Linked DNA regions of Homo sapiens: regions 1 and 3 are each linked to region 2. A link is a loop called in an ENCODE intact Hi-C map of the cell type or tissue named here. Cell type or tissue: MCF 10A. All regions are shown on one strand. Each heading gives the region's core, and the rest is flanking DNA. Links, peaks and the distances in the headings are about the cores only.

Region 1 (10,710 bases), core at 2,774-7,773, 1.2 Mb before region 2:
TTTGTCCCTGTGATAGTTTTCTCAGAATGATAGTTTCCAGCTTCATCCATGTCCCTACAAAGGACGTGAATTCATCCTTTTTTATGGCTGCATAGTATTCCATGGTATATATGTGCCACATTTTCTTAATCCAGTCTATCATTGTTGGACATTTGGGTTGGTTCCAAGTCTTTGCTATTGTGAATAGTGCTGAAATAAACATACCTGTGCTTGTGTCTTTATAGCTGAGGTCTATGTGCTAGTGGGTCCATTTCATGGGGGTCCTCAGTGGGGCCTTAAGCTTCTGAAAAACAACTCTGGGACAAATGTTAACATGTTATCACTGGTTTCTATGGGGAAAGCAAACATTTTTGGAACTCTGTCTTCGTTAACTATTGTTTTAGACCTCTATGCTTTAACAAGTTGCTTATTCACATCTGGGTCTAGCTAGGTTCCTGGAATTTTCCTTGAAGGAACTTAGGCTTTTCCTTTATTTCCATGCTTGGGGGTCTGCAGGCTCCTAAAAAGGAGGTCCTCATTCTGTCTCGTGGATGAATATTTTCTTTCTCTAAAATGGTTTTCTGTATTTTCCAAATTTTCTGCAGTGAACATGCATTATTTGTATAATCAGAAAAACAATGAAGACCAGATCAATTAAAACCTAACAAAAAGAAGCCTAGTGCCAATAGTCTTGATATTTCCTTCTTATATGCAAAGAATAAAGACATTATATCATCTTATTCTAGCTTTAAAACAAAATGAAACAAAAATGCTGGAACAACCTTGAATAGATATATATCATAAGATGTGCAATCAGTATCAGGAGCTGCATTATCCTGTGCATGGAGCTCAGAACAGACCACAAGATTATGCAGCTCCCTTTGTTACTTGTCATTCTTATGAAGCTGTCATCTCATTTCTCAAAGGAATTTCCAGTCTGTAATGTTACCTTTCCCACAGTGCCTTATTTCCAACAAAAATAGTAAGAGGGCATTAGGTCTCAATTCCCTTTGCTTTATATTCTCTCCTTAACCGAAAAGAAAACTAATTAAATATGTTTTCCTTGATCAAATGCTTTTTTACCCCTAAGCATCCTGGAAAGTGGTCTCAGAGTCAATATTTTGGGGATGATGCCTTCTCTACAGAATGAATTTCTCCAAGCTCAACTAAAATGGTCAAAGGTCTATCCACATTTTAAAAAATTAAGAATTTACCAGACACTTTTCTTTCTATTTATTTACTTTTGAGGATAAGGTCTCATTCTATTTCTCAGTCTGTAGTGCAGTGGTGCAATCGTAGCTCCTTGAAACCTTGAACGTCTTGGCTCAAGCAATTCTCCAGCCTCAGCCTCTCAAAGTGTTGGGATTACAGGTGTGAGCCACTGTACTTGGCTCATTTTTTTCCTTTTTAAAAATTCTGTTGTTGAATTATTTAAATCATATTAACAGCACATAAAGGTTGGTGAAGTAAGAAAGTGGGGGTGGTTAGAGAGAGAAAAAGGGAAAGCATACCTCTTTTTTCTTATTCATTTTTCATTTAAAATTATGTGTGAGTTCTTCAATAGACTGTCATAGTACTCAGGAACAGGTGCGTGCGTGCGCACAGACACACGCACGTGTGACTCTACCCACTCCCTGATAAAAATGTGTTCAATGTTTAACTTTATTTTTATTTATTTATTTATTATTTATTTTGAGACGGAGTCTCGCCTTGTAACCCAGGCTGGAGTGCAGTGGCGCGATCTCCGCTCACTGCAAGCTCCGCCTTCCGGGTTCACGCCATTCTCCTGCCTCAGCCTCCCGAGTAGCTGTAGCTGGGACTACAGGCGCCTGGCACTGCGCCCAGCTAATTTTTTGTATTTTTAGTAGAGACGGAGTTTCACCGTGGTCTTGATCTCCTGACCTCGTGATCCACCCACCTCGGCCTCCCAAAGTGCTGGGATTACAGGCGTGAGCCACCGCGCCCTGCCCAATGTTTAACTTTCTAGCAAAAAGACAAACTTCATGCAAGCAGGAACTGGGCTCATTTTGTTCACTCTGTTATCTCCCATCTTTGGAACAGTGAGTACCGCAGAGGAGATGGTCTGTACATATTTTCTATATGAGAGGTAGATTTTTAAGGTATAAGGAACAATAGTTGGTCAATTAAGGAGCCTCTTACGTCCTTGTATGAAAACAATCCTATATTGTTTTACTTTGTCTTGAATTTTGTGAACCAATATACTGGCTACTATGTTCAGAGAATGTAGAGCAGCCCTGGTATATCTTCTTTTTATTTAGAAATAGTTTTAAACTTAGAAAAAAACTTAATACAAGAAACTTTTTCCCCTAAATCATTTGAGAGCAAGTTGCTCACATGCTATCCTATCACCAACCAATATTTTAGTGTGTGTTTCCACAAGCGAGGACATTATTCTACATAACTGCAATACAGCCATCAAACTCAGGTCATTAACATTGACATATTACTACCATCTAATTCATACACCCCATTCAAATTTCTTCAGTTGTTCCAATAATGTTATTTATGACAAAAAATCCAATCCAGGATCACACATTGCATTGAACTGTCATGTGTCTTTAGTCTCCTTCCAACTGGGACAGTTCCTCAGTCTTTCCTTGACTTTCATGACACTGATGGAACAGTTTGGAAATCTACAGATGATCTATGTTTTAGGATGTCTCCCAATTTAAGTTTGTCTGATATTTCCTCATAATTGGACCAGGTTATTCATTTGGGGCAAGAAGGTCCCAGTTGTGATGGCCGCATGTGTGTCACACACTCCATCAGGTGGCATTCGATCCTGACTTTTCCCATTCGTGTTGAAATTCACTTTGATCACCTCCCAGTTTCTCCAATGGAAGTTGCTCTTTTCCTTTTGAAATTAGTATGAATGTCATGGGAAGGTAACTTGAGAATACGTAAATATCTAATTCCTCGGCCAGGTACAGTGGCTTACACCTGTACTCCCAGCACTTTGGGAGGCTATGGTGGGATAATTACTTGAGGTAAGGAGTTCAAGACCAGCCTGGGTATTATAGCAAGACCCTGTCTCTACAAAACGTAAAAGAAATAGCTGGGTGTGGTAGTGTATGCCTGTAGTCTAAGCTACTCAGGAAGCTGAGGCAGGTGGATCATTTGAGCTCAGGAGTTTGAGGTTGCAGTGAGCTATGTTCACACCATAGCACTCCAGCCTGGATGACACCGTGAGAACCTGTCTCCAATTTAAAAAAAAAAAAAATCCAATTCTTCATGAAATTCTTACTCATTAGTTCTATATCCATTGATATCCCTTGGATAAACTATTACTATGATGATTGCTAAATGATGATTGTCTAATTCCATCATTCTGTCTATATCTATTGACATTCTACTATAGGAAGATTTGTTCTTTCTCATTAATTTTTATTGGCAAAATCTCATGAGTTCGTATTTTGTTCAATTGATAAAATTCATTATCATTATCCATTTTGATGTTTAAATTTATTTGACATCCTGGAAGCCCTTTCAAGTTGACATCAGTTTCATTTGTCACAGCTATGATTCTCTGAGAACGTTCTTATTTTCTGGCTGAAAACACTCTGTACTTACCTAGTTCTGCCCCAGCCCTGGTATCAGGCTTTATTCTAAGAAGCTTTGATTTCTTTTGGTAGAGAATGGTATTTAGAAACCAAGAACTGGACTCTAATTGTGCTGATTGGTTTTGAGTTATCAATATACTGGCTTTCTCAGAGAACACAGCTTGGGTATGTATATATATTTATAAAGTTTAATTAACTTTTCTCCCTTTTCATGTGTGTACACCCTTTCTCCAACAGTGTAAAAGTTGGTTACTGTTATACTTAGTATATTTACTCAGAGATCACTTGATTTCTGAGACTTTGTGCCAGGCCTCTACTGTCACTCTTACCTATAAGCACCCTCTTCACCTATTTCAAGCTCTTCTTCATCCAGTATTTATGAGCCACATTCAATGTGGCACTCACATTCCAAAGATAGTAGATAGAGAAGTGAACCAAATAAACATGGTCTCTGTTCCCATGAAGCCTGTCTTCTACCTGGAAAGCACTGAGATAGATTTGAATTTTAATTGTTTTTTTTTTTTTTTTTTTTTTTTTTTAGTGGTCACAAAACTTCATCAGGCAGTCACATAAACCATAAGGAGGTTAAAGGCAAACATATGCAGAAACATTTTAAACAGATTCACATGTAGGTCAACATTCATAGAGATTTTCCAGCAATAATGCTTTTCTAGAAAAGGTTTATTAAAGATATCAGTCAATTGTAAGAATTATGATCTATAAATGCTATTCATCACCACCTAGAATATATATCAGACATCAAAGTATTAACTTCTTTGAGTAATTTTTTTTCTAGTTAAATCTTCATTGTCAGACCTCACTTAGATGCAAATTCTTTAAGAGAAATCTTCCAGAGAAGCTTAAATTATAAAAGCCATATAAGTAGAAACACTGTATGTAAGTGGAAGTGGGGTCTAGGAAGCTTTCCCCACCTTCTTCCCCTTCTGTGCAATCCATGGAGCAACTCTGTAGAACACAGTTTGAAATCCTGGGCTACTTAAATGCCCTACTTTTTTTTTTTTTTAGCAAACCTGAAAAACTTCATTCCTTTATGTGGTCAAGAAATAATTACTATGCATCTTTTCTGTACCTAGTAATATACTAGGTGCCATAGAAAAAAGAACAGAAGCCTGGAAAGGTCCACTTTTATCTCACTGAGTTTGCAGACTTCTAGGAATAGAGGCAGCATACAAGTAAGCAAACACAAAGATATTTCCAGACTGATGTAAAACATGTGAAGAAAACCCATGAAGCTGCAAGGGAGCATTGTGGCAATCCTAAGCACTTTATAATAGCGTGGCTTGGAAGAACCTTCATAAAGTGGTGATACTGAAGCTGAGTCCTCGGTAATGTAGATCCAGGCATGAGAATGGTGGGCAAAAGTGATAAGATAATTTTAGACAGAGGGAACCGTGTGCATAAAGGAGCTGAGGCAGGAAGAAGCAGGCATATTCCTAAGAACCTTGCGGCCACTATAGTTGGGAACCATAGATCAAGGATAAGAGGATAAGTTAGTTAGGAAGAGGCCAGTTTTTGCAGGGCTTTGTTTAGGAGTTTAGATTTATTCTTAGACATGGGAAGTCGCTGTAGAATAATGATTGAATAAGGTGTTCGTCATATTTTGGCTACCTAGCAGCTCACCTTCTTCCTGTGTTTGGGAGGATTATCCACTGTATGAGTCCTGGGAATCACTGCTCACCCCCTGTCTCCTTCTCCTAGTGGAGTTCTTCTCTCTCAGGCACTTACAGTGAGAGAAGCATGGCACAAGATCAGGGCTTAGTCAGTCCTATGCCCCTTTCCAGAGCTTTGAACCTGGAGGAGAGTAAGGGAGCACAGCAGAGGAGAAAATTTCCTCCCACTGCACAGTCCTAATTAAATGGCTCTTCCTGGGCCATGGCAATGGGTCCTGTGGCTTGTCTTCCTTGGCAATGGGTCCTGTGCCTTGTCTTCCTTGGCAATAGGTCCTGTGGCTTGTCTGCCTTTGAGGCTTTATTTCTCCACCCTGGCTCCCCAGCCTTTCTGTCCATCTGGCAAGTGCTCAACATTCCTCTAACTAATTTTTCTGCATAAGTTACTATCTTGTATACAATCAAGAACTATGGCTGTTGAAAAAGATATCTCTGGCCACTAGATGGAGATAGAGAAGGCTAGAACAGAGGAAAAGGTGGCCTTGATTTGGGTAACAAGGTGATGATAATGGAGAAAATTCAGAGTAGAGATGAATACCCAAGAGTAGGTAAAAAAAAAAAGCCTCTCAGGTTGGGGAAGAAAACAGCTGTTAGTAAGGCCGTGAACTTTCCTTCACATGAGAATTCTGAAGCTAGCCTTTGGCTACAACCCAAAGTATACTGAATTAAGGTTTTGGTAAAAATAAAGCCACTGTTTAACAAGCTCCCTTACTTGCATTTTCAGTTATAGCAGATAGTGAGAAGCATATACGAAGTAGAAGTGAGGTGGGAAAAGTAGCACTGTTAGAGTCCATTGGTTCTTTTTACCTTTGCATCCTTTTTGAAAGCAACATTTTCATTCAGCTCAGCACAAAGATGCATGTTCAGAATCATAACCCTAGGCGAGCAGTTGTAAATACTCTGGAAGATGTGGTTTGTTTTTTGTTTTGTTTGTTTGGCTTGTGCCGCATTGAAAAATGAATTAGTTGTCAACATTAACAAATAGGAAGACTGGATTTTATTGCAAAAATGTTTAGCTTGGGCTGGGTGCAGTGGCTTATGCCTATAATCTCAGCACTTCGGGAGTTTGAGGCAGGAGGATCACTTTAGTCCAGGAGTTTGAGACCAGCCTGGACAGCATGGCAAAACCTAGTCTCAAAAAAAAAAAAAAAAAAAAAAACTTAGCTGGGCATAGCGGCCTGGGCCTGTAGTCCTAGCTACTCAAGAAGCTGAGGTGGGAGGATTGCTTGAGCCCCCGAGGTCGAGGCTGCAGTGAGCCGAGATCACAACAGTGCAATCTATCTTGGGTGACAGAGGGAGATCCTGTTTCAAAAAAAGTTTAGCTTTTCTGTAGAAGAATTTTGAGCAGCTCCTTCTAAAAAGGAAATGTACACCTCCATTTTGCCACAGTCACCACACTCCCTCTTGGCTCTCTTGGCAAATATTTGTGTTACTTGTTAACTCTCACGGGCATTTGATTTTGAAATTTCCTAAAGATACCAACAAAAGTTTGAATTCTGTTTCATGTATGTTTAAAAATATGAACATGAATGACAATATGAGGAATATTCCTATTAATGTCATTAAAATACTTACATGGTAGGAATTAAATCTCATTATCTGACTCTTTAATAATGAAGATGGAATCAAGCATTGTTCTATAGCCATATTTCCTGATAATTGTTTACTATAAGATATTTTTTGATAGTCTTATGAAACAAAGAGATGAGGATGGTATTATATAGGGCAAATTTTGGCTCAGGTAAACATGATTGTTTTTCTAATTTGGGAGGAAAATTCTTTTGTGAAAATAATCCAAGAGTTGCTTTGCCTTTTCTTCTCTCATGAATAGTTAACTTCCGAGGTACTTGGGATCTTCTTTTGAATTTTAATCTCTTTTCCTACTTTTCTGTACTTCTAGACATGTTCAAAGTCATATGAATTGTACAGATGTAAGACAAGTCTTAAAAAATCATAGAGAGTATCACAGGAAAGCATTATTGAAAAGACATTACTAGTAGATATTTGACTAACCATAGGGTTTTAAGTTGAAAATAAATTGGAGAACTTTTTGATCAACTTTTTCACTGGGCATTGGGGAATCTGAGACATTAATTTTTAAAAGACTTTACTACAACCAGAGATGACTTTATAGTGAGATTCAGAGAACATGCTACTGGATTTCAAGTTCAATTAGGATAAAATCTCAGTTCCAACTCGTGCATACAGTTCCTTTGTAATCTGTTTCTTGCCTGCCTCCCTGACTCTCACCTTTTTCTGACATGGCTCACTAAATTCAGCTCACACTTTTAGAACACACTGATGTGGGAGGCTAGGCTTAGAGTGAGGCAAGGGAAACATCACTTTACATTTTCTCCCTCACCCCACCTCCCACCTTAAGTTTCGTGCCCTGGTAAGGCACTCACCACAGGCACAAAATTTAAGGGGACACAAAAACATAGTAATCAAGAGAAATCACATTTAATATAGTATTAAAAAAATAAGTATCAATGCAAAAATATCTATGATGGACAACCTACCAACATTTTAAATACAGATCAGTGTTCTGTGTAGCCACAGTGGATCTTGAGGTGAAGGGAATTACATGTACCCATATTCAGGTTTTAATTTTTTATTTATTTATTTATTTTTTTGAGATGGAGTTTCGCTCTTGTCGTCCAGGGTGGAGTGCAATGATGTAATCTTGGCTCACTGCAACCTCCACCTCCCCAGTTCAAGGGATTCTCCTGCCTCAGTTTCCTGAGTAGCTGGGATTACAAATGCCTGCCACCACGCCCGGCTAATTTTTTGTAGTTTTACTAGAGACAGGGTTCACCATGTTAGCCAGGCTGGTCTCGAACTCCTGACCTCAGGTGATCCGCCCGCCTCGGTCTCTCTGGGATTACAGACGTGAGCCACTGTGCCCTGCCAATGTAGTTTTTAATCGTTATTTTTTTTTTCTGAAACATTGAAGTTGTGGAAAATATATTGAATAATTGAAAAGTGGGTGTATTAAAACGGATAACATTAATATAGGCTCAGATATCTTATACTAACAACAGAATTTATTACAATTTTAATTTCCTGGATTTAATGGAAGCAAACTTGTTGATACTATTCTAAAAAATAGCTCCCTTATTTATCTCATTTTCAACTGAGAGATTCACTATGACCATTTCTCTTGTCTAAGCGACCACCTTGAATAATCTTCAATAAAGTAAATTAAGTGTTAATATGGCCTCTGAGAAACAGCACACCCTTGCCCACCTAGGTTATAAACAAATTGAGGACAAAATGAAATGACGGAGTGATAGCTAAAGGTCAAAATATCACCTTGATTCCTACAGAGGCTGATTTGGAAGACTTGCTTGAGGCTTATTCAGACAAGAAAGCTTATTAGTTCTAAATCTCATGGTTGGGTAGACAAAACCAGCATATCAGGGCAGGGCTCCTTCTTCTCCTTCCCTAAGAGGGCAGAGCTGTCTCTGAAGAAGCAGAACTAGAGGCTACTCCCTTAGGGCATGGAGCTGGGTCCTGAGACAAAGGATGCAAATCAGTTAAACATGAACAGTTGTAGCAGGATGAGCCGCAGATAAAACCTCTCAGACACTGAGTTGTAGAAGGAAGGGCTTTATTCAACTGGGAGCATCGGCAAGCTGCTGCCTTAAAATCCGAGCTCCCCGAGTGCACAATTTCTGTCCCTTTTAAGGGCTCACAACACTAAAGATTTCACATGAAAAGGTCGTGATTGATTTGAGCAAGCAAGGGATACGTGACAGGGGCTGCATGCACCGGTGGTCAGAGAGAAACAGAACACGGCAGGGAGTTTCATAATGTTCTTCTATACAATGTCTGGAATCTATGAATAACATCAGCTTCTAAATCATAAGTTGATTTTTAACTACTGGGTTTAGGCCAGGCAGGCCCGGGCCTGGTTTCAGGCCTGGCGCCGGGCTGCCTGTCTTTGGTTTTACTTCCTTGTTGTTTTTACTGAATATAAAACAATATGAGAGGGGGTCTCTCTTCTCTCACAATTATTCTGCCTAAATTTACCACTCAGATGTCTCTGCACTTATTCTCAAGCAAAGAGACTTGGGGATAGAGGGATGCCAGAAGTTATACCAATGAAGGAACATCAGAAATGGAAAAGGAGGATTCCCCACTAATGCAAACAAGGCACATTCGGCCCCAGGACCTTTGCTTCTGCTGCTGTCTCTGCCTGAAGCACTCTTCCCCTAGGTCTTCACATGGCTGGATGCCTCTCAACATTGTGGTCAAAGCTCAGTTGTTATTCCCCAAGAAGTCCATCCCTGACCACTCTACTTAATGTGGTTCACTTGTTTATTTTTCTTTATGGAGCATCTATCTAAAACTATTTTATCAATACAATGTAAGTTCTCTAATGGCGGTAACCTTGCCTGTCTTGCTGAGCACCTCAAAGTGACCCTGGCACAGAGTAAACAGGTGTCTGAGGTGAGGGTTTTCAGATGCAGAGCTGGAGATCAGTTTTCTTGTGCAAATGCTTTATGGGGGGTGGGGGAGGTTCTGAAGAGAACTGAGAGATGTGGGACAGTGCAGGGGAAGAAGCTGATAAGAAGGACATGGAGTCAGTTCTAGAGTGATCAACCCTCCCATTTTACCTATGCCTAAAGGGTTTCCCAAAATTTTTAGTACTAAAACTGGGGCACTTTTAGGAAAACCAGAACTGTTGGTCACCTAGCCTCAGCCTAATCCCATAGGGGAGATCTGGTGCATATATTTAATCAAACAGTTGTCCCACTTTGAAGCCAGTGAGCCTTCCTTCAGTATAAGTCAGTGGAGGTGGCTCCCATCAGCTGAGGGCAATTCTCAAGAATGGCTGTGAGCTATCAGTAGGCAAAATTCACAGCACCTGGGGAACGGGTTCACCTTCTGGAAAAGGGATTCTAGGTGAGGCATCAACAGAGTAGTGTGTACACCATTACAGCCTGCAATAAATATGTGTTTAATGAATGAGTAAAATACATCATGAAATTTACAGTCTCATCCCATGTTAACGTGGCTCAAGCAACATCTCTTTTGCATTTTGGACTTTTGTGTAATGGAGATGATAGAAGTTTCTTAAGCTCTTTTATCATACGCCTTGGTAATATTTTAGCTTTTTACAACTAGAACACACTGTTCCTTCTTATTTGTGTATACACAAAGTTTATGACTTGCTGACTCAGATTCTCTCAGCCTGTTAATGCTCGCTGGGGGTGAGTTAGGGACTTTGAGAGGCTGCGCTAACTTCTTAATGAATCCCGAATGCCTCGTAGGAAATGTTGGTACTATTCCATTGTGACAAATGGTATCTTAGTGGGGCAAAGAGACATTCCTTCTACAACTCCAAAACAACCAACGTAAAAGATGTAGAGAGGCAGGTAATCCATTGGTCTTATTTACTTAATTTCAAGTAATTTATTTTAGGCTTTTTCCACCTGCTACTTACATTCAACTTTAAA
Region 2 (10,710 bases), core at 2,175-7,174:
GGCAGTGAACCTGGGGATCTTGTAGGATGCCACTCCCATCTGTGCTCCGTCTGCAGCCCTGACACCGCTCTCTGCCGAAGCCAAAGCCATTAGCGGTGGTGCCAGGTGGTGGGGCTCATTGCTGCCTCTGGTGACGTGCGCTGTAATGGGAGATCAAGGGCTCTTATCAGGAAGCACTTGACAGCCTCACCGCTAAACAACTCAACCTTCGGTGGCCAATTTCATTGCTTATCACAAATGCTCCCAAACACAGAGCTCTTGCGCTCTGGGCTGCTGCGGCAGATCGATGAGGAAGCTCCCCAACTCTCCAAGCCCATCACCATGGATCATGTCTGCCAGCACAAAAGTTCTAAAAGACCTCCACTTTCACTTCCACACGTGTTCCTAACTCCGGCTGAGAAAATGAGATCCAAGAAGCAAGCTTGAAGAGAAACTCCACGTGGATCTATCTAGATCAGTGCTTCTCAACCTAGAGGTGGTTTTGGCCTGCAGGAAACATTGGCAGTGTCTGGGGACATTTGTGCTTTTCAGGACTGTGGGGGGCAGGGGTGCTCCTGGCATCTAGTGGGCAGTGGCCAGGGACACTGCTAGACATCCTGTAAGGCCCAGGACAGCCCCCACAACAAAGAATTATTTGGCCCAAAATGGCAATAATGCCAAGGTTCAGAAACCAAGGTCTGGAACAATAGTGTGTGGCAAAGGTCAGCTCTCTAATCTACAAACTCTCTTTTTCTTGCCAAGATCAGAAACATGATATATGTAGGTCATGATGTTTTTCCGTTTTTCAAGTGGCAAAAAAAACCCTATGCAAGCCATCTTAAGTATAAAATGGGACTTATTGTACAAATAATTGATTAGGCAGGGCAAAACCCAGAGGTTCTAATGATGCCATCAGAAATAATCTCAGTATCTCTTTCTGTCTCCCTCCCCTCTTTCTTCCTTCCCTCCCTTCCTCCTTCCCTCTCTCTGTTCTTTTTTCCTCCTTCCTTTTTGTCTTATTCTGAAGTAGCCTCGCTCCTTGTGGAGGCTATAAAGAGCAACAGCTTATGTTCTGCTAAATTGATAACCTCAGGGCAAGAGCACTCCTTCCTGATACTTCATGTCATGATCTAGCAATTGGCTGGATTTTCCAACCTAGGTGACTTGACCACCCCTGAACCAATCACCATAGCCAGGAATGTAGCACTGTCATTGGTCACACCTGAGTCAGGCGTCCACCTGTAGAGTCAGGGTGAGTAAACCTACCCAGAACCATGGACTGAGATTGGGCTCCAAGGGAAATAGGGATGCTCTACGTGTAATTGTTTATTCAATCCTCACATCAGCCCTGGAACAAAGATAATACATTGTATCCATGGACAGGGAAGTCCCATTGAGAAGACAGCATGGCAGCATGACTGGGATGTGGTGTCAGGAGCCAGGCAGCCCAGGGTCAGTTCCCAGCTCTACAACTGACGCTAGGCAATGGTGTTTGGTTTCCTTGTCTGCATAGTGGGAAATGGCTTGTTTTGAGAATCAAATGAGTTAATACATATAAAGGGTTTTAAATCATGCCTGGGACAGACAGAAAGCCCTTGATAAGTGCTGGTGGTTGTTTCTGAGAATTAACCCAAGCAATCCAAGGGGTGCTTTTCACGTAACTTATGTAAGTTTTCTGTTAACTTGGATCGGATTTTATAATCCCATCCAAGTTTACAGAAGAAACTGAAATCCAGAAAAAAAATCTGACTTCTTTCAGATCATGCAGGTCTGTGGCAAATACAGGACAAAAGGGCCCACTTGTCCTGACCCCTGTCCAGGGCTCTTTTCACTGCCCCACGGACCCTTTGGAAGATTCAGTGCACTCTAAATTCCATCAGCCCCAACAGGTGGCCATCCACCCTGGAAGCCAGCCCATGTTGATTTTATAAACTTTCCATCCACCATGACATGCTGGCCTCCCCAAATATAAAGCATCCCCAGCCGTGATAGGGGTTGAGAGCCTCACCTTTCTCAGTCAACTGGGGGTCATCCTACTCCCGTGGCTGCACAAGGGGGAGGCGGTCACAGTTTTAAGGTTCATTCACACACTGCTCTGGCTTTCCGGCAGCCTCCTTCACTCTTTCTCAGGCTCCCTGGAAACCCATCAGCCCCATGATATTTATTACCTGCTCCTTCCATTTATGAGTTAGTGATGGAAAAAGAGAAGCTGTGTACTTCTTTCAGGCAGCATGAGAGGCAGAGAGAAGAAAAGGTTATGGCTGTGTTTACTTTACTTAGTGCTGTTTTCCAGGCTGCCTCCCAATTGACGCTCAACAGCAATCCAATAGCATATTATTAACCAAAGAGCTTTCTCAGATAAACACCAAACAGCTGCTATAATGACACACGACCTAGGTGGAGAGGCAAAGATAAATGCTAATTTTAAAATTAAATTGCTATTTCCCTGCATGTCTAAGAGAATGGGAAAAGAATGATGGGAATAAGTGATAGGAAGTAATGATGTAAATGGAACTGGGTCGTCTCTACCCATCCACAACGAGGTCAAAGAGAAAGGGCTGAGACTGTCTTAAGAATTAACATTATTGAACGTTTAACACATGCCAGATATGATGCACTGTGATGCACTGTTGCATTGTTTCATTTAATGCAACAACCCTATGTAGATATAGGTGCCTTTTTTTTTTTCTGAGACGGAGTCTTGCTTTGTTGCTCAGGCTGGAGTACAGTGGCGTGGTCTCGGCTCACTGCAACCTCTGCCTCCCGGGTTCAAGCAATTCTCCTGCCTCAGCCTCCCGAGTAGCTGGGATCCCAGGTGCATGCCACCACACCTGGCTAATTTTTGTATTTTTAGTAGAGACGGGGTTCATCATGTTGGCCAGGCTGGTCTCGAACTCCTGACCTTGTGATCCACCCACCTTGGCCTCCCAAAGTGTTGGGATTACAGGCGTGAGCCACTGCACCGGGCAGATATAGGTGTCTTTAGGATGGATCGTGATATGGTTTGGCTGTGTTTCCACTCAAATCTCATCTTGAATTGTAGCTCCCATAACCCCATGTCATGGGAGGGACCTGGTGGGAGGTAACTGAATCATGAGGGCAGGTTTTTTCCATGCTGTTCTTGTGATAGTGAATAAGTCTCATGCCATCTGATGGTTTTATAAAGGGCAGTTCCCCTGCACACACTCTCTTGCCTGCCACCACGTAAGACGTGCCTTCGCTTCTCCTTTGCCTTCCACCATGATTGTGAGGCCTCCCCAACCATGTGGAACTGTGAGTCCATTAAACCTCTTTCCTTTATAAATTACTCTGTCTTGGATATGTCTTTATTAGCAGCATTAGAAGGAACTATACAGCTCTCCATTCTACAGTTGAGAAAACTGGGGCTAAAAGAGATGAAGTAATTGGGACAAAGTCATAAGTGGAATAAGTGGAGAGGCCAGGATTTGAATCCTGCCAGACTGGCTCCAAATCCCATGAGATTAAGCATTATGCTAAATTACCTCCTGGGCCTGTGCAGAGGGCTGTAGCATTTGTCAGATTTGAAGGTATATTTTGAGTTAATCTGTCACTTACCTAACAAAATATTTACCAAGTCCCAGTTGTTAGCCAATGAGATGGGAATCACAAAACGACCTAGAACACTCTCTTGCTTTTTTCTAAGAACAGCTTACACATAACCTTCCAGAGGGAAATCAGGACTCTTCTGAAAGAAAGACTAATACAGCACATCAGTTGGAGGTCCAGCATTTTCTTTTTGGGTTACCAAGGTCCATTCAAACCTGGAGACCATGTAGCTCGGTGGTTAGGCCGTTGAGAGACCCAAGTTTAAACTCCAGGTTCTCCTCTCATATGCTGGATGCCATCTCAGCAAAGTGACACAACCTCTTTAAGCATTTTTCCTTTTAGCGTAAAATAGAGAAAATAATCATATCTACCACTTGCGGTTCTTGTAAGGATTAAACAAAGATCTTTATCATTCTGCTGAAGTTCGAGTTTGCCTGCAGGAATTAGGCTACTGACTTCTACCCTGCTGTTCTTAACTGTCAAACATAGTTTTGCCATCACCCAAGTGTCCCTGGCCTAAGCATCCCTGTAGCCAGTCATGGAAATCTTTTTGTTGCAGCCTGTGCCCTCTGGTGGAACCTAAAACCATCTGCACCCATTGCTCCAAGGAGATGGCTCAGCTCAAGCCTGGTGAAGTTCCACGCACAGTGCAGCTGCACAGTGGCATCAGTGGATGCTATCATCATCATGAAATCCAAACTGATTTCCCTACTAGGAATTGGAATAAGGATATTGATAGGGCTGTCTTTCTCCTTCCTCAAAACTCCTCACACTGGTGGGCTGAGATCTCCTATAGTCAAGTTACCTCTGACTGTCCTAAGTCTCCATTCAATACAGTAGTTAGTACAAACCCTGCCCGCAGCAATAATAGCCAACATTTTTAGCACATAACTAATCCCAAGCACTGAGCTAAGCACTCCATAAACATAAGCCCAGGGAAGCCTCAGCACATCATCACAAAGTAGAGATGGTTATCATTTGCACTTTACATGTGGAGATACTGAGGCTCAGAAAGGGCCTTTCTCTTGCCCCCAGATCACACTCGCTGGAGGTAACAGAACTGGACTTCAAGCCAAAGTCTGCTGGCTGCAGAGCCTGAGATCACAGCCATTCTGCTAGGGGTCAGAGTCTGTCTGCAGCAGTGAAGGTCCATGGCAGCGTGTTCCTGGCTGCTGCCTTCAAGTGCCCTTCAGAAAAAGTGAAACTCACTCTAAGAATCTCAGAGGCTGAATCAAAAGCCCCCTAGTAATATTCTGTGCCCTCTAGGTTTCTAAATCCTGTTATCCTCCAGCCAAGAGGCGTGGCTCAAGCATGTCTCCACCTGTGATGATTAGCATAGCCTGTCCTCTGTCGAGACCCAAAGTCAACACTTGACTACATAATTGCTCTATTAGTCTCTTTGAGTCAAAAAAGACCAGCCGGTGCGGTGGCTCATGCCTGTAATACCAGCACTTTGGGAGGCCAAGGCGGGCGGATCACGAGGTCAGGAGATTGAGACCATCCTGGCGAACACGGTGAAACCCCGTCTCTACTAAAAACACAAAAAAATTAGCCAGGTGTGGTGGCGGGCCCCTGTAGTCCCAGCTACTCGGGAGGCTGAGGCAGGAGAATGGCGTGAACCCGGGAGGAGGAGCTTGCAGTGAGCCAAGATCGAGCCACTGCACTCCAGCCTGGGCGACAGAGCAAGACTCTGTCTCAAAAAAAAAAAAAAAAGAAAGAAAAAAGAAAAAAGAAAAAGACCTCAATCCAGTGGATTAAGAGGGGGAAAATGCCAGTAATAGGCACATACAATTGGAAAGTTCAGGAGTAGAGACTGTTAAAGCAAACTAAATATGGCCTGAGAAGGACTCTGTACTTCTATATTCGAGTCCTTGTGGACGAACTGCAATCTAGCTTAGTAAGTAGACAAGACTGAAAACCTAACTTAGGAGTAGGCGCCTGTAACAATAGCTGAGTCTTGGCCAATCCCAGCGGTCATACTTCAACTATTCATACACTGCTGAGTGTTCAGACTGTGTTCAAATAAAGCAAACGCCAAGCTGTAACCAATCCAGCCGTTCTGTACCTCATTTCCGATTTCTGTACGTCATTTCCGATTTCTGTACGTCATTTCCCTTTTTTTCTCTATAAATCTTCTTCCACCATGTGGCTGCGCTGGAGTCTCTGTGAATCTGCTGTGATTCTGGGGGCAGCCCAATTCGTGAATCATTCATTGCTCAATTAAACTCCTTTAAATTTAATTTGGCTGAAGTTTTTCTTTTATTAAGGCTAACTCAGAGAAGGACCCAAGCCCTCAAAGGGCTCCTGTGACGTCTACCCCATGCTAGGTGTTGGCTTTATTCACAGGTATGCTTTCCCTTCCCAATAGCAAAATGGCTGCCAATAGGCCGAGGCAGACACCCTAGCAGCTCAGCAATCCCTGTGGAAACTGAGTTTCTCTGCTCTGTAATTTCAGCAGCCATCTCAGTTTGCACTCCATTGGTCCACTTGGAGAATCACATGCTAATCCCTGAACCAATCACTTCCTGCAACCAGGAAGTATAGTCATCTGAGTGCACAGAGCTGGATCATGTGAGCAGCCCTGGGACCTGAGGATGGGAAGCTGGGAAAGCACCATCCGAGAGGGCCCAGACAGAGACAACTGGAGGTGTGGCCCCTCACATAGAAATTGAGGGAAATTTCCTCAATTCTTCCCAGATGGAAATCTTCTGCTGGCACCAGAAGCAGCAGCATTAGATGCCAGACAGACAAGAGCCACACTGTCTCTTTTCTTCACTCTCCCAATCAAAGGCACATCATGCCAGATCCTCTTTCCCCTGACTCATTTCTCCTGACTTTATCCTATGATTTGCGAAGCAGCACAATGTAGTGGACGTTGTATAACTCCGGGGATACTTTAAGAGAGGGAGGAGGGGAAGAGAGAGAAATGACTTCATTCTTTTCCCAAAGTTTTGCGGCAGCTCAGAGGTCTCTGGTTTATGGACACACATTAAAGAATCTTTTCATGAGGACTGTTTTATGTGAGAAAGCCATTTGAGCAAGGAGGCACTTGGCTGCTCCTTCTAAATGAAAGTTTTCAATTAGTCTGAAGAAGTTAATTACATCGTTCTTTAATAACTGCACTTGTGATTCTACAAATCCTCTATTAATTGATTCAACCATATGCCCCCAAACTAAGAACCAGCAAACAGGTAGAAAAAGACCAGGGAAGAAGAAAGGGGGGTGAGAGAGTCAAAGATAAAGAAGGGCTGTATTATCTGCTGGGTAGACAAGTTATAAAGGCAAGCGTGGGAGAATTCTTGAAAATTGTGGGTGGTGAGAGATTTGGGAAATTCATCCTATAGATCAAATAACCTTTGCAAGCTGCTTGCAACATACACAATACTAGCAGGATGCACTGTGCAGCAGAATCTCAAAAAGAAAGCAATTCTATAGAGCTTGATCTAGACAATTAAAAGGAGCTACTGAATCCAAGGTAGTTTTGGAAGAGGCTACAAATAGCGACTTTTCTGTTTTGTAGAGAAGATCATTAAAGGGGAAGTCAGAAGCCAGGAAATTCCAGTCCCAGCTTTGAAAAAAAGCCGCTGCTCCATTCACCTGAAGCTCACAGTTGTAGGGATATTTAACATAAGCATCAAACTGGCCTGGGTTCAGATCCTGGCTCTGCTACTGCCTAGCCAGGTGACTCTCGGCATGGCATTTCACCTCTTTGAGTCTCAATTTCCTTATCTAGTAAATGATAGAAATAAGCTTATCTATATCACAGGGGTCTTGCAATAGTTAAATGATTAAATAATGCATACAAACTGTTGAGCATTGTTCTAGAACATGATAAGGATTCAGTAAATACTCAGGATTGTGTTCGTCGGTTGTTATCCTAATAATATTGTGTAACAAAGCACTCCAAAGCTCAAGGACATCCAACAACAAGCACCAGTCTCTTACACACACATCTGCAGGTTCGCTGGAATTGAGCTGGGCCTGGTTTCAAGATGCAGGTTGGGTCCAAGTCCACTCCATGTGTCTCTGATCCTCCTTGGACTTGTGGCTACTGAGGCTTGTTCTACTCATAGAGAACAGCAATAGCTGAGTAGGGAAACTCCAACCACAGGAGCAAATTTCAAGACTCTGCTTACATCTGCTAACTGGCCATTGGCCAAAGCAAGCCACATAGCCAAAACGAAAATCAAGAAACAGGGAAATATACTCCAGCCATGGAGCTAGGAGGGAGGGGTTTATATTTGCCAAATAATTAACTAATCTAGCACAACCATTTTAGTTCTATTTGATGGGCACACAAATTATTGCCCAGCAAGCCAGGATATGATGAGTATCAAATGAGAGGTTGTTATAGACTGACTTGAGTACCTCCCAGAATTTATATGTTCAAGCTCTAGCCCTCAATATGACTGTGTTTAGAGATGGGGGTCTTTAAAAGGTAACTGAAGTTAAATGAGATCATGGTGGGATCCTAAATGGTTTGGCCATTTCCTCACCCAAATCTCATCTTGAATTTACTATAATTCCCACTTGTTGTGGGAGGGACCCGGTGGGAGATAATTAAATCATGGGGGCAGTTTTCTCCATACTGTTCTCATGGTAATGAGTAAGTCTCATGAGAGCTGATGATTTTATAAGGGGTTTCCCCTTTTGCTTGGCTCTCATTTCTCTCTTGCCTGCCACCATGTAAGATGTGCCTTTCGCCTTCCACCATGATTGTGATGCCTCCCCAGCCACGTGGAACTATGAATCCATTAAACCTCTTTTTCCTTATAAATTACCCAGTCTTGGGTATGTCTTTATGGACAGCGTAAAAACGGACTAATGCGGGTCTCTAATTCAATAGGACTATGTTCTTTTAAGAAGAGGAAGAGACACCAGGGATGCAGGTGCACAGAGAAAGGACTGTGGGAAGACACGGCAGAAAGGCAGTCACCTGCAAGCCAAGGAGAGGCCTCAGCAGAAACAAGACCTGCCAGCACCTTGATCTTGGATGTCTTGCCTTGTTCTTGGACTCTGAGAAATAAATTTCTGTTGTTTAAGCTACCCAGTCTGTGGTATTTATGGCAGTCTAATCAAACTAATACAATAGTAGAGAAAATCAATGCTAAAAGAGCAAGAAATTGCTTAGAGAGAGAAGAAAACAAACTTCACACAGAAGATGCTCTCTGCTTAGAGGATATGTGGTAATTCAACAGTGAAGATGGAAGTGAGGGGTAGATGACATCCTAGGTGCAAGAGATGGCCTTCACCATTAGTTCTGAAGAGGGACAGAAAGACAATAGCTAACATTTTGTTGTTTGCACTTGGTTGCAGACACTGCATTAGGCTCTTTACATACTTGATCTTATTTAACCGTCAAAACAACCCTAAAAAGTTGACGTCATCAGTATCCTACATTTTAAGGAGAAAGAAACAGGTTTGAGAGATGAAGATTAACCCCTAAGGATGTCACACGACACAATGGGAATATGTCAGCAACTTCTGCTCAGCAGCTGCTGTTTGATGAAATCTAGAAAACAAAGTTCATGGCCTGAGAATAAGCACAACAAAGTACTCCTAGGAAATATTAGACAGATAGTAAAAGAAAATAAGATGTCTCCTCCAAGGCAGGGAGAATTGTGGAGAAGAAAAGAAAAAAAAGGGAGAGAGAGGCAGGCTGTATCTTCCCTTTGCCCATTTGATGCAATAACAATGGCAGCTAATAATTACCAGTAGCGTAGCATGTGTAAAGCACTGTTCAAAACACTGTATATAATGTTTGTCATTTCTAATCTATTGGCTTAACATGCACAGTAACTCTGAGGTAGGTATTAAAGTGTCCCCATCCTGCAGATGAGAAAACAGCCACACCGCACTCACGGTAAGCGACACTACAAGCAGTCTGGATGCAGAGTACATGCTCCCAACTCCTGTGTGTTCTTCTACCTCTCATACTGCCGTAATGTATTTCAGGAAGAAATTTTTTTTCTTGCTAAAGAATTGCTGTGATCCTACCTCTTCTCTATTTATAAAATAGTGGCGGTCCCCATTGCCCTTAGGATGAAGTCCCCAGTCGTTACCTTGGCATTAAAGGTCATATTCCATCTCTCTCCGTTTGACCTTTCTGACTTGCATTTCACTCAAACTTGTCTGCCCTCTGTATTTGGGTGAGCATAATCCAACTTCACCCTCTATGTCTAAACTGGGTTGGCCCCTCTTTCTCTTTCTCCAGTCCCACACATCCACAGTGGTGAGCTCCATTCAATAGCCACATCCTGTGTTCATCCTTCCCTGATGGCCCAAGTGGAAGAAATTATCTGCAGCACGCAGCTTCCAACTCATTTGGGGGCCTCTACTCTCCTTGCTCCTCATCCTATTCAATTAGTCATCAATTACTTGAGAGTGGCTTAGAGAGAGCTCTGTGCTAACAAGAAGATAGCAAGAAAAGCCTGTGCCTGTTCTCATAGACTTCACCATCCAGCAAGGATCTAAGAGACTTGTGCAAATGCTCATAGCAACACCAAAATGAGGTCTGTGGGAACCTCTAAGCCCCCAGCCCACTCTCCCAGTAGCACACAGATGGGCCTCACAGGGTCAGTGGACCCCAGAATTGCACCCCACTTCATCTGTTCATGAACTGGGTGAGGTGCCCATATATAGCTCTCATCGAATCATATTCTCATTAGATTCTTATCCAGAAGAATTTAACCAACTTCTTGCTCCTTTTTTCCTCCCTTTTCCTTAAGAGACAATGCCTACGACCCTTCAGGGGATCAGGGGAGCATCCGGGGTGATAGGAGATGATGAGAATTTATCACAGGGAACTTCAGAAGGAAATCTGTAAAACGAGCCTTTTACATAAACCTTATAAATCTTGGGGCACATATGGTTCAGTGTCAGTGCAAGATCAAGTTCAGGAAGCATCATTTAGCTTCAAAATGTGATTAATACCAGTTTCATTATTTATTTGCATCTCTCCAATAATACTGAAAGAGATCCAAATGCAGTTTATATTTTATTTATTCTCCTACCCACCCCAAAGAAAGGAAATAAAGACTAGATTGGGGCCAGGTGTAGTAGCTCGTGCCTGTAATCACAGCACTTTGGGAGGCCAAGGCAGGTGGATCACTTGAAGTCAAGAGTTCGAGGCCAGCCTGGCAACATGTGGAAGCCCTGTCTCTA
Region 3 (10,710 bases), core at 2,370-7,369, 760 kb before region 2:
ATAAGTAATTAGCATTCTGTATTTTCAGATAAAATAATTGTTTAAGTGGAAAATCACAAGGTGTCTACAAAAATGGGGAAAAAAAGGGAAACTTCCTATAATATGTCAGTGAGTTTAGCAGGGTCACAAGATGCAATATAAACATACCGAAAAAATCAGTTGTGTTTCTTTTTTTTTCTTTTCTTTTTTTTTACTTTTGAGACAGAGTCTAGCTCTGTTGCTCAGGCTGGATTGCAGAAGCACAGTCTTGGCTCACTGCAACCTCCACCTCCCAGGTTCAAGCGATTCTCCTGCCTCAGCCTCCCAAGTAGCTGGGATTACAGTTGCCCTCTAGCATGCCTGGCTAATTTTTGTATTTTTAGTAGAGACAGGGTTTCACCATGTTGGCCAGGCTGGTCTTGAACTCCTGACTTGGGGGATCCACCCACCTTGACCTCCCAAAGTGCTGGGATTACAGGTGTGAGGCACTGCGCCTGGCCTTGTGTTTCTTTATATATGTAATGTGCACTTGTACACTGAAATTTGAAATACAATGTCATTTATAATTGCTCAAAAATCAAATACTTAAGGTGGAAATCTAGTGAAACGTGTGTAGGAGTTGTATGCTGAAAAATGCAATTCAAGATTAAGATGGAGAGACAAACTTCATGCCCATATTAGAAGATTCAACATAGTTGACATGGTTTGTCTCTGTCCCCACCTAGATCTCATCTTGAATTGTAGCTCCCATAATTTCTACTTGCTGTGGGAGGGACCGGGTGGGAGAAAATTGAATCATGGGGGTGGTTTCCCCCATACTGTTCCCATAGTAGTGAATAAGTCTCATGAGATATGATGGTGCTATAAGATGAAACCCCTTTTGTTTGGCTCTCATTTCTTCTCTTGTCTGCCGCCATGTGAGATGTGCTTTTCACTTTCCACCGTGATTTTGAGTCCTCCCTATCCACGTGCAACTGTGAGTCCATTAAACCTCTTTCTTTTGTAAATTGCCCAGTCTTGGCTATGTCTTTATCAGCAATGTGAAAACAGATGAATACAATAGTAAAGATGTCAGTATCATCCATATTCATATACAGATTTAATGCAATTTCTACCAAAATCCCTGCAAGAATTTTTTGTAGATTTAGACAATATTGAATAATCTTGAAAACAAAAAATAAGGTGAGATGAATTAGTCTACTCAATTTTAAGAATTACATAGAGTAATCAAGACTGTATGATATTGGCAGAGAATGGACACACAGATCAATGAAATGGAATAGAGTCTAGTCATGGACCCACATACATATGTGAAACAATTTTGGACAAAAGACTGGATTAAGAAAATGTGGCACATATACACCATGGAATACTATGCAGCCATAAAAAATGATGAGTTCATGTCCTTTGTAGGGACATGGATGAAATTGGAAATCATCATTCTCAGTAAACTATCGCAAGAACAAAAACCAAACACCGCATATTCTCACTCATAGGTGGGAATTGAACAGTGAGATCACATGGACACAGGAAGGGGAATATCACACTCTGGGGACTGTGGTGGGGTGGGGGGAGGGGGGAGGGATAGCATTGGGAGATATACCTAATGCTAGATGACGAGTTAGTGGGTGCAGTGCACCAGCATGGCACATGTATACATATGTAACCTGCACAATGTGCACATGTACCCTAAAACTTAAAGTATAATAAAAAAACAAACAAAAAAAACAAACAAACAAAACAAAACAAAACAAAACAAAAGTTCAAAACCAATTCAATGGAAGAAGGAGAGCCTTTTCAATATATGATGCTGAGCTAATTGGATATCAACAAGTGAAAAATGAGCTCAGACTTAAGTCACATACTTTACAAAAATTAAAATCACAGGCTTAAATGTACAACCTGAAACTATACAGTTTGTAGAAAAATAGAACATTTTCAACATCTAGAGTTTTCAACATCTAGAGTTAGGCAAAAAGGCTATATAGACTTGATACTAAAAGCAGTTTATGAAAGGAAAAAATTGATAATAGGACCTCAACAAAATTAAATACTCTTGTTCTGCAAAATTCTATCCTAAGAGAATGGAAAGACAAGCTAAAGACCACGATAAAATATCTGCAAGTCACATCTGACAAATGATGGGGATGTTCAAAACTGAATGTTCAAAACTTAGCATTAAAAAAAATCTTAGAAAATGGACCAAAAACCACAGTGATGCATTTTACCAGAGAATATACAAATGAGAAATAAACACATAAAATTTGCTTTTATTAAGAAAATAGAAATTAAAAACACAATGTGATAAATTATACACAGTGATTAATTATTATTTTACAGTGATGAAACCCAATACTGGCAAAGATGCAGAGAAACTAGATCACTCATATATTGCTAGTGGAATTTCTTAAATAACAGAATATGAAACCACCATATGAGCAGTAATTGCATGTCTGAACAGTTATCCCAGAGAAAATAAAACATGATCAGATCAGAACCTGTACATAATGCTTATAGTAGCTTTATTCATGATAGTCCCCAATAAAAGATAACCCAGATGTTCTTCAACAGGTGAATGGTTGAACAAACTGGTGGATCCCTTATATATTACTCATCAATAAATAGAAATGGGCTTCTGATACACGCAACCACCTGCATGAATCTCTAGAGAAATATGTGGAGTGAAAAATGACAGTTCTAAAAGCCTATATACTGTATGATTCCATTTGCATGGCATTCTAGAAAGTACATAATTATATAAATAGATAGCAGATTAGTGGTTGCCACGAGTTATGAAGGGTTATATTTGTGGGAGGAAAGTGGATGTGGTTATAAAACAGCCGTATTGTGGTGATAGAATTGTTCCGTATCTTGACTGTATCAATGTCAATATTCTGGTTATGATAATGATGACCTACAGATCTGCAATATGTTACCAAAGGGGAAACTGGGTAAATGTTACAGGGGAAATATCCCTATTATTCTTCACAACTCTGCAAATCTATACTTACGAGAAATAAAAAAGTTTGATTAGACCACTATACTATCTTGAATCTTAACACATTGTGCAAATAAATTAATTCAAACCAACTGATATTTATTGACTTTATTAGCTATATTGTTAGTTGCTGCCAGGGGCCTAATGATATATGTGAGGATCTGACTGCTACAAAATTATTTGTCTACCATACAAAGCATGGAAGACCCATTGCCTTGAGTCAATAACAAGCTGAAAAACTTGTCCTTAGTCCCAATTGTAGCATTTACCTCACTAGCAGAAGAATTAACATGGGCATGTACTTTTAAGATTTTTGGGTGCTTCCAGATTACTCTTGATCACATGGAAGTGACCTTTTCCAACTTTCCCCAAGCTGGACTAATTACAGCCATTTGTCGCTTAATGATGGGGATACATTCTAAGAAATGTGTCATGTTGTTAGGCAATTTTATCCTTGTTTGAATCTCATAGTGTGTATTTACAGAAAGAAACCTAGATTAATGGCCTACTGCACACCTAGGCTATATGGTATATGGCCTATTGCTCCTAGGATACAAACCTGTACAGCATGTTACTGTATTGAATACTGTAGGCAATTGTTACACAATGGTATTTGTGTGTCTAGACATTAAAAAGGTATAGTAAAAGCAATATTATAATCATATATATGTACATATATATGCATGTGTGTATGTATTTTCTAGTTGATTTATTCCTTATATGTAAACTTTAGCTTCTTTTTGTTAAGAAATAGTCTTAAGTGATAAATAGCAGAGACCCATCTGGGGTCAGAGTGACTGGTTGAGATCCTGATTAAGCTACTCACTAGTCATGTGACATTGGACAGGTCACTTAACCTCCCTTTTTCTTTCCACATCTGATAAATGAGAATAAAAATAAGCACTATCTCTGAGGATTGATAGAAGAATCAAATGAAGTAGTATTATAAAGCACACAGAACACTGTTCTAAACAGGTGTTAAATAAATTCACAATTTGGCCTTGGATAATTTCTTCTGACTCTGTGAAATGAAAGTCAGTGAAATAAATACACTCTCACTTTTTCATAACTTCTAGTCCAACAAATATACTTACAGATTTATATGCTTAGCTGCAAAATGATCATAAACAATTTGAGTACTTTTATAAGGGAAAAATGAGGTTAAAATAATAACTCCTGTAAAACACATGATGTGAATGCTTCAATGTGTCAAAATGCTGTTTTTCATTTAAACATTTAGATAATTTTTTTCTAATTTCCATCCACATGTGTCAGAATGAAACCTCACAGGCTATATTTTACTAAAATTATTTTGTAGGTGTCAAGAATGTGGACGCTTGAATTCAATCTATCTACTGAAGATTATCTGTTTGCCAGCAGCCCCACCTTGCACCACTTTTAGAATCAGTGAACTCTCTGGGGGATATTTTTTTAAAAATTAACTGATGTATTTAATTAGAGAAACAGAATAAAGATATTTTTCAAAAATAATGCATACAATTACTCAAAATTCTAGACATGACATTTGTGCTGTTGATTTGCTGAACAGCACAGTTGATAATCAGAAAATTTGGACCCCCTCGCTGTCGACTTAGAACAATGTCGTTTCTTAGGGTGACAGCAGAATGGATGCTTAAAGATAATAAATTCATTCATCTTACCTTCCTCACATTTCAAGTGAATAATGAAATGTGAGTAAGTGACTCAAAAAGATAAACTTAAACTCACCACCAGATGTCTCCACTTTGTAAGGCAATTAACCAAACAAAAAAGAGGTGATTCAAAGGGAGGGTTGATTTAAGGCAGTGTTCTTGTGTGCAGTGATTTGTTCCCCCTGGCATATCGGGTACTACCGTCTTTCAGTGGGTAGAAGCCAGTGTTGCCTGTAAATATTCTACAATGAACAGAACAGCCCTCCGTAACAAAGAACCATCTAACCCAGAACATCAAAACATTTTTTATGTGAGATTATAAAAGATTATAAGAAAAAACAGGTATGAAACTAAACCCTGTTTTCTCCCAGCACCCTCTAGATATCTCTATTATATGCCCAATAACATAACATTCTTTATTAATGTAATATCATTTCCGTTTTACTTGAGTGTCATCCTCACCAGGTGATGATGTCTTATTGAGAACCTGACCAAGGTCATTTCTATCTCTGTATGCCTACTGCTTCCTAGAGTGTGTGGCATGTGGTACACACTCCATAGCTTGTCAAATGAATGATTTCATGAATTAATCATAATAAGGTATAGACTATAAGTGGAGCAAGAATAAACTCTACATTGAAGAAAGATGTGTTTCAGAATCTGTCAATCCCAAGTGTAATGGAAGCTGGTGGCATTAGCAAGCAGCCAGGGCCTAGTGGTAACAGGTGGTGTAGGTTGTTAGAAGGAAAACGGAGACGTTAGCAAAATTTTGAAGGAGGATGCCAGGCAAGAACATTATACACAATTGAGTTGTTCGGAATTCCTTCTTGAAAAAACTAAAACTTTTATTTAGATTAAAATATAAAATTGCTGGATGGTACTTGGCAATACCATCCAGCCATTTCATATTTTAATCTAAATAAAAAACTTCAAACAGGATTGTCAAAAGAACTGATTGATGGTCAACACTAAATGTATATCTGTGTGTATTGATTCAAATGTAAATACCAAATTAATAATAACTATAAAATTTGGAGTAGGTAAAATAATAAAACTGAAAAAGTAAAAATACTGTAATGAATAATAAGTTAGAAGGTTTCAGAGGAAATTAAAAGAAGTGTTAGATTTCTTTTTTTTTTTTTTTTTTTTTTTTGAGACGGAGTCTCGCTCTGTCGCCCAGGCCGGACTGCGGACTGCAGTGGCGCCATCTCGGCTCACTGCAAGCTCCGCTTCCCGGGTTCACGCCATTCTCCTGCCTCAGCCTCCCCAGTAGCTGGGACTACAGGCGCCCGCCACCGCGCCCGGCTAATTTTTTGTATTTTTAGTAGAGACGGGGTTTCACCTTGTTAGCCAGGATGGTCTCAATCTCCTGACCTCATGATCCACCCGCCTCGGCCTCCCAAAGTGCTGGGATTACAGGTAGATTTCTTAACTATGCAGTTGAATATATCACAGCTGTAAAATTGTAGGTTAAAATAACTACAAATTCTTAGTGTCATTTACAATTTTTTTTCTAAATTTTGGGGAGATGAGAGAAACTATATTTTGGAGGGTAGAATCATTTATTTTCATTTAAATAACTATATTTATATTGAGTATTATTCTGTTAAATTTGACAAAATATTCAATATTTTGTATTTTAAAATCATCCAAAACATAACATTTCCCTGGAGCTTTTCTTTTTTTTTCTTCCAATCATCACCCACTAACCCATTCAACCACCTATCCATGTAGGTTTATAGGAAGATACTTGGAATGCTGTTTGTGCCATGTTACTTATGCTATTTTTGCGTGGTTGAATTTGGAGCTATTTTTAAATTTTATATTTTCGTTTTTTCACAGACTATTTATTTATAATGAGCATTATTGATTTAGAGAAAACAATGTACTACACATCTTTGTTTTAAACTTTTTTTTTAATTTACTCAGTCTACTGATTCAAATGTTGATCTCTTCTGAAAATACCCTCATGGGCACACCCAGAAATAATATTTGATAAGCCATCTTGGCATTCCTTAGCTTAGTCAAACTGACATAAAATCAACTATTACAAGTGCTTAATTATGAGTAGTAGCAGTGTAAATAATATCTTTTCTTGTATTCTGTCATACTTTTTATTTTAAAAAGTTACATTTTCCATGAGGAGAAAACATTTAGTAGTTCATTCTGCAGAATCTATGTAGAAAGGACTTCTATCATTCCTTCAGAAGACAACTGCTAGAACAGAAAAAAAATTGAGGAAACACAGAACACAGACCTTCATTTCTGCTTCTCTTTTCTTTGGCTGAATCCCAAACAGCTAAGCCCAGTAATATTGGCTTGGACAACCAGATGTTCTCTTTCACTTGTACTCTCTCTTTGACTTCTGGGCTAAGTGGTAACTTTGTGGAGTCTTAAGAGAAGTATGGAGTTGGGGGAAAATTACTTAGAAACAAAATCAAAGGAAGCCACAAAAGTAAAAACCGCATCTGTCATAAAGGAATGTAACAAAGCTTGCAAACTCTGGAATGATGAAGAGGCAGCAGGCTTTGTGCTGAGTTCAGTCATTTCTCTCAGCTATTAAATATTGTCAAGTATCTGTGCTCCTTCTTGACTCTAAATGAAGCTTCCTTCACTCCCTTTAGATTCATTTATTATGCAGTGAGACATTTTTTTTTTCTTTGGAAGAAGGGACTAATATACTTGCACAGGCCAGCTTTTGTTTATTTGTCTGCACCAACAAACTTGCAAAATCGTCCTCTTGAAAAGGTAAAATCACCTATGCATAAATTTCACCTGGAAAATTACTGCTTGTTACAAATGTGAAATACATAGACTGTCTAAGGCAAAGCTACTGAAAGCTTCATTCTTAAGGACATCAACTTACGCTGAGTATAAAATAATACTGGAGAAATTTGCCAAGTTTAATTGGGAATTTTAAAAAATCAAATCACCTCTAAATAATTATATAAGGTATGAGTTAACTGGATACTTGGAGAATCCTCTTCTTCACTGAAAGAGATGAGATCCTATGACTCTAAGCTTAAAACCCTTCACTGGATGCTGATGGCACCTGGTTCCTAAGGAGGCCATTGCAGGTCCAAAGTGAGGTGAGGAAACGAAGGAGAATGGAAGGGGGTTTCCATGAAGCTAGATTTTTTCCCAATCTAATATATTTATGGTTTGCCAAATAATGCTGTCCTCCTCCCTGCCAACACACACACCAAGTACCCACTTCTTAATCCCCAGAACCTGAGCTCGATTACTGTGTTATCTTCCATGGCAAAGGGACTTTGCAGATGGGATTAAGTTAAAGCCATGGAGGCAGGGAATTTATCTTGGATTATTCAAATGGGGCTACATGAATCCTTTAAAGTGGAGAACATCTCTCAGTTTTCGTCAGAGAAAGGGATGTGATTATGGAAAGGGGATCAGAGTGATCTGATGTGAAAGGGACTTATCTATCCCATCCTTGCTGGCTTCCCATGGAGGAAGGCACCATGAACCATGGTATAAGAGCAGCCTCTGCAAGCCGGAAAAGGCAAGAAACAAAGTTCCTCCTAGAGCTTTCAGAATGGAGTGCAGCCCTGTCGACACCTTGGTTTTAGCTGAGGGAGACCCATGTCCGAACTGTGATCACAAATACTGTACGATAATAAAGTTGTGCTACTTTAAACCATGAAGTTTGTGGTAATTTGTTATGGCAGCAACAGAAAACTAATACAATATTTTTATTGTTTTTTGTTTGGGCGGTGGTGTTATTTCTAGTTTATTTCTTCCTTGCCAAAATGAAATATAATTATCCTGTGTTAATCCCCTAATCTGAATTCTCCACTCCTTCTGCCTTACATGTACCTCTTCCTCCTTTCTTCCCTTTCTTCTTTTTTAAAAATTGTGTTATGAAATTTAACTGTTGACACATAGAATAAACTCCCTGGTTCTTGTCCATGACGCATTCTATGTATGGCTCTTCTAATCCGGTCCCTCCTTCCAGTTGCATGCCCACCCCCAACTCTTTAACCTCTAATACGGTAAATCTCAGACTTCCCAGTGATCACAATTCCTCTGGTACTTGTGAAGATGCACACGCCCACTTCCCACCATGCACCTGCTGAATCAGCATCTCCCAGAGAGGGATCTGAAAATCTATGTATTTAGCAAGGCATATAGTCATTTGTTAATTATGAGAAACACCATTTTATTAGCAGCACCAAACCTAATATCCCCTGTATGTGCTATGCCCTCCCCACAACCCATTCATGCCTCTAATCAGGTTTCCTTCTGCTAGAATTCCCTCACTCCTCTCCTTCTTCCCATTCTGGTTCCTTCCCTGACTTTACCAGGCCATCTTCTCTTCCTAATTGATGTTATTTGATCCGGATTCTCACTTCCTGTGAGTCCCCTAGCTGACCCTCTATCTTCAAATCATGTAGAGCATTCACATAAATGATGATGGCTGCATTTACCATATTGTCCTGTAATCATCTGTTTGTCAGTCTTTCTTCATCAGCAAGATTGTGTCCTTGGATGCAGGGATTGTGCCTTGCTCATTTTTCTCCTCTAAGGCCCAGCAGGTGCTGAAGATGTATTAGATGCTAAGCAAGTGCTTTCAAGAGGAATGAGTGAAAGAATGGTCACAGGAATGAATTAAATACTAAAGGCATCACATAATGAGCTAATTCTCTACTTTCTCTTTTTTAAGCACCATGCTCCTTTCAGTTAATAGCCTAAGGGGATTCAATTTAGAGAGCCTGTCACAAATGTCCATATGAGAAAGGAAATCTGGTGTGTGGGGTTTCTGGGTTAGAAAGAAAGAAGTCATGCTATGCCAACTTTACCTTCAAAATGTATTTCACTTATTACTAAACACTTCTCACAACTCCATGGACAGCATGCTGGTCCAAGTGTCTGTCATTTCTTTGGCCTCACAGTGGTTCTTGAATATAATAAGCACAGGGGCTTTTGCCCTGGCTATTCCCTCTGTCCTAGATAGTATTTATATACGGTGGTATATGTATCATGGCTCAATTCCTCTCGGAGAGGGTTTGTCTAAGTGACCTATCTCAAATATTGCTCCTATCACAAGTGGTTTAATTTACCCTGCTATATTCTTTATTTTCTCTATAGTGCTTATATAGGATGTATATTGTACATTTTTTTCTATCTTGCTAATAAGAATATAAGTTCCATGAAGGCAGAAATTTTGTCTGCTGTATTCACTGTTCTATCCCCAGGACTTAGAATCATTCCATGTATACAGCAGGTGTTCAGTACAGATCTGTTGGATGTTGAATACGGGTGTGGCAGAATATTCCAGTAGAACCAAGCAGCCTAGTCATTACATAATACAAGGTGCGATACATGCATACACTCATCCCACCCAGGACACATCAGACATCTTAAGGTGGCATTTTAAATGCACCTTAATTTATATCTGCAATTGCTAAGACACAAAAATTTAATGAATATTTTCTTCCATGTTTTTTTTACGTCTATTTCCTCAGAAAGCATGGGAGATTTTGCCTGTCCGTTGTTGCCATCGTTTTCCCTTGTTAAAGTAGTCCCCCAACCTACTGCCCGTTGCAGCCTGAGGGAACAAGGCTGGGTTTTTGTGGATGATGGTGTCCTGACGCAGGTCCACTTTAGTTTTTCCTATTCCTATGGTGATGCTGCTGAGGACCAATTAAAAATAAACAAATTGGGGCAGGCACGGTGGCTCACCCCTGTAATCCCAGCACTTTGGGAGGCTGAGGCGGGCGGATCACGAGATCAGGAGATCGAGACCATCCTGGCTAACACGGTGAAACCCCATCTCTACTAAAAATACAAAAAATTAGCCGGGCGTGGTGGTGGGCGCCTGTAGTCCCAGCTACTCGGGAGGCTGAGGCAGGAGAATGGCGTGAACCCGAGAGGCAGAGCTTGCAGTGAGCTGAGATCACACCACTGGACTCCAGCCTGGGTGACAGACTGAGACTCCACCTCAAATAAAAAAAAAAAAATAGTTAGAGGTGTGCCCTGAGCCATTGGAGTGGCAGGCATGGAATCTCATTTAACTTTTACAACAGAGCCATTTGTTCCTTGTCCAGCCTCCCCCAGAATGCC

What was found. Peaks named below come from ENCODE experiments on the same cell type or tissue, not always from the same donor. Only the 100,000 strongest peaks of a DNase experiment are listed, where the experiment ranks them.
Region 1: a loop joins it to region 2, with 17 times the contacts of the local background. A loop is called at or near these places in 2 of 110 quality-filtered maps.
Region 3: it touches region 2 in a loop (27-fold over the local background); 22 of 110 quality-filtered maps call a loop at or near these places.

The regions. Positions count from the first base shown.
Region 1 is chr20:54,974,856-54,985,565 of GRCh38, forward strand. No RefSeq gene overlaps it. Among named protein-coding and RNA genes, the nearest start is that of LINC01440, 440 kb to the right of the region's middle. In MCF 10A, for the core only: a CTCF peak has its summit at 5,662 (motif pointing right); no DNase peak of the experiment used is centred there.
Region 2 is chr20:56,167,158-56,177,867 of GRCh38, forward strand. It overlaps LOC105372680 (a long non-coding RNA gene), which reads right to left and starts at 2,624. Exons shown (of 4, transcript XR_936893.3): 1 at 1,988-2,624; 2 at 11-140. In MCF 10A, for the core only: a CTCF peak has its summit at 4,129 (motif pointing left); no DNase peak of the experiment used is centred there.
Region 3 is chr20:55,411,029-55,421,738 of GRCh38, forward strand. LINC01441 (long intergenic non-protein coding RNA 1441) reads right to left here. Exons shown (of 3, transcript NR_110064.1): 3 at 9,308-10,710. Among named protein-coding and RNA genes, the nearest start is that of LINC01440, 6.7 kb to the right of the region's middle. In MCF 10A, for the core only: a CTCF peak has its summit at 4,682 (motif pointing right); no DNase peak of the experiment used is centred there.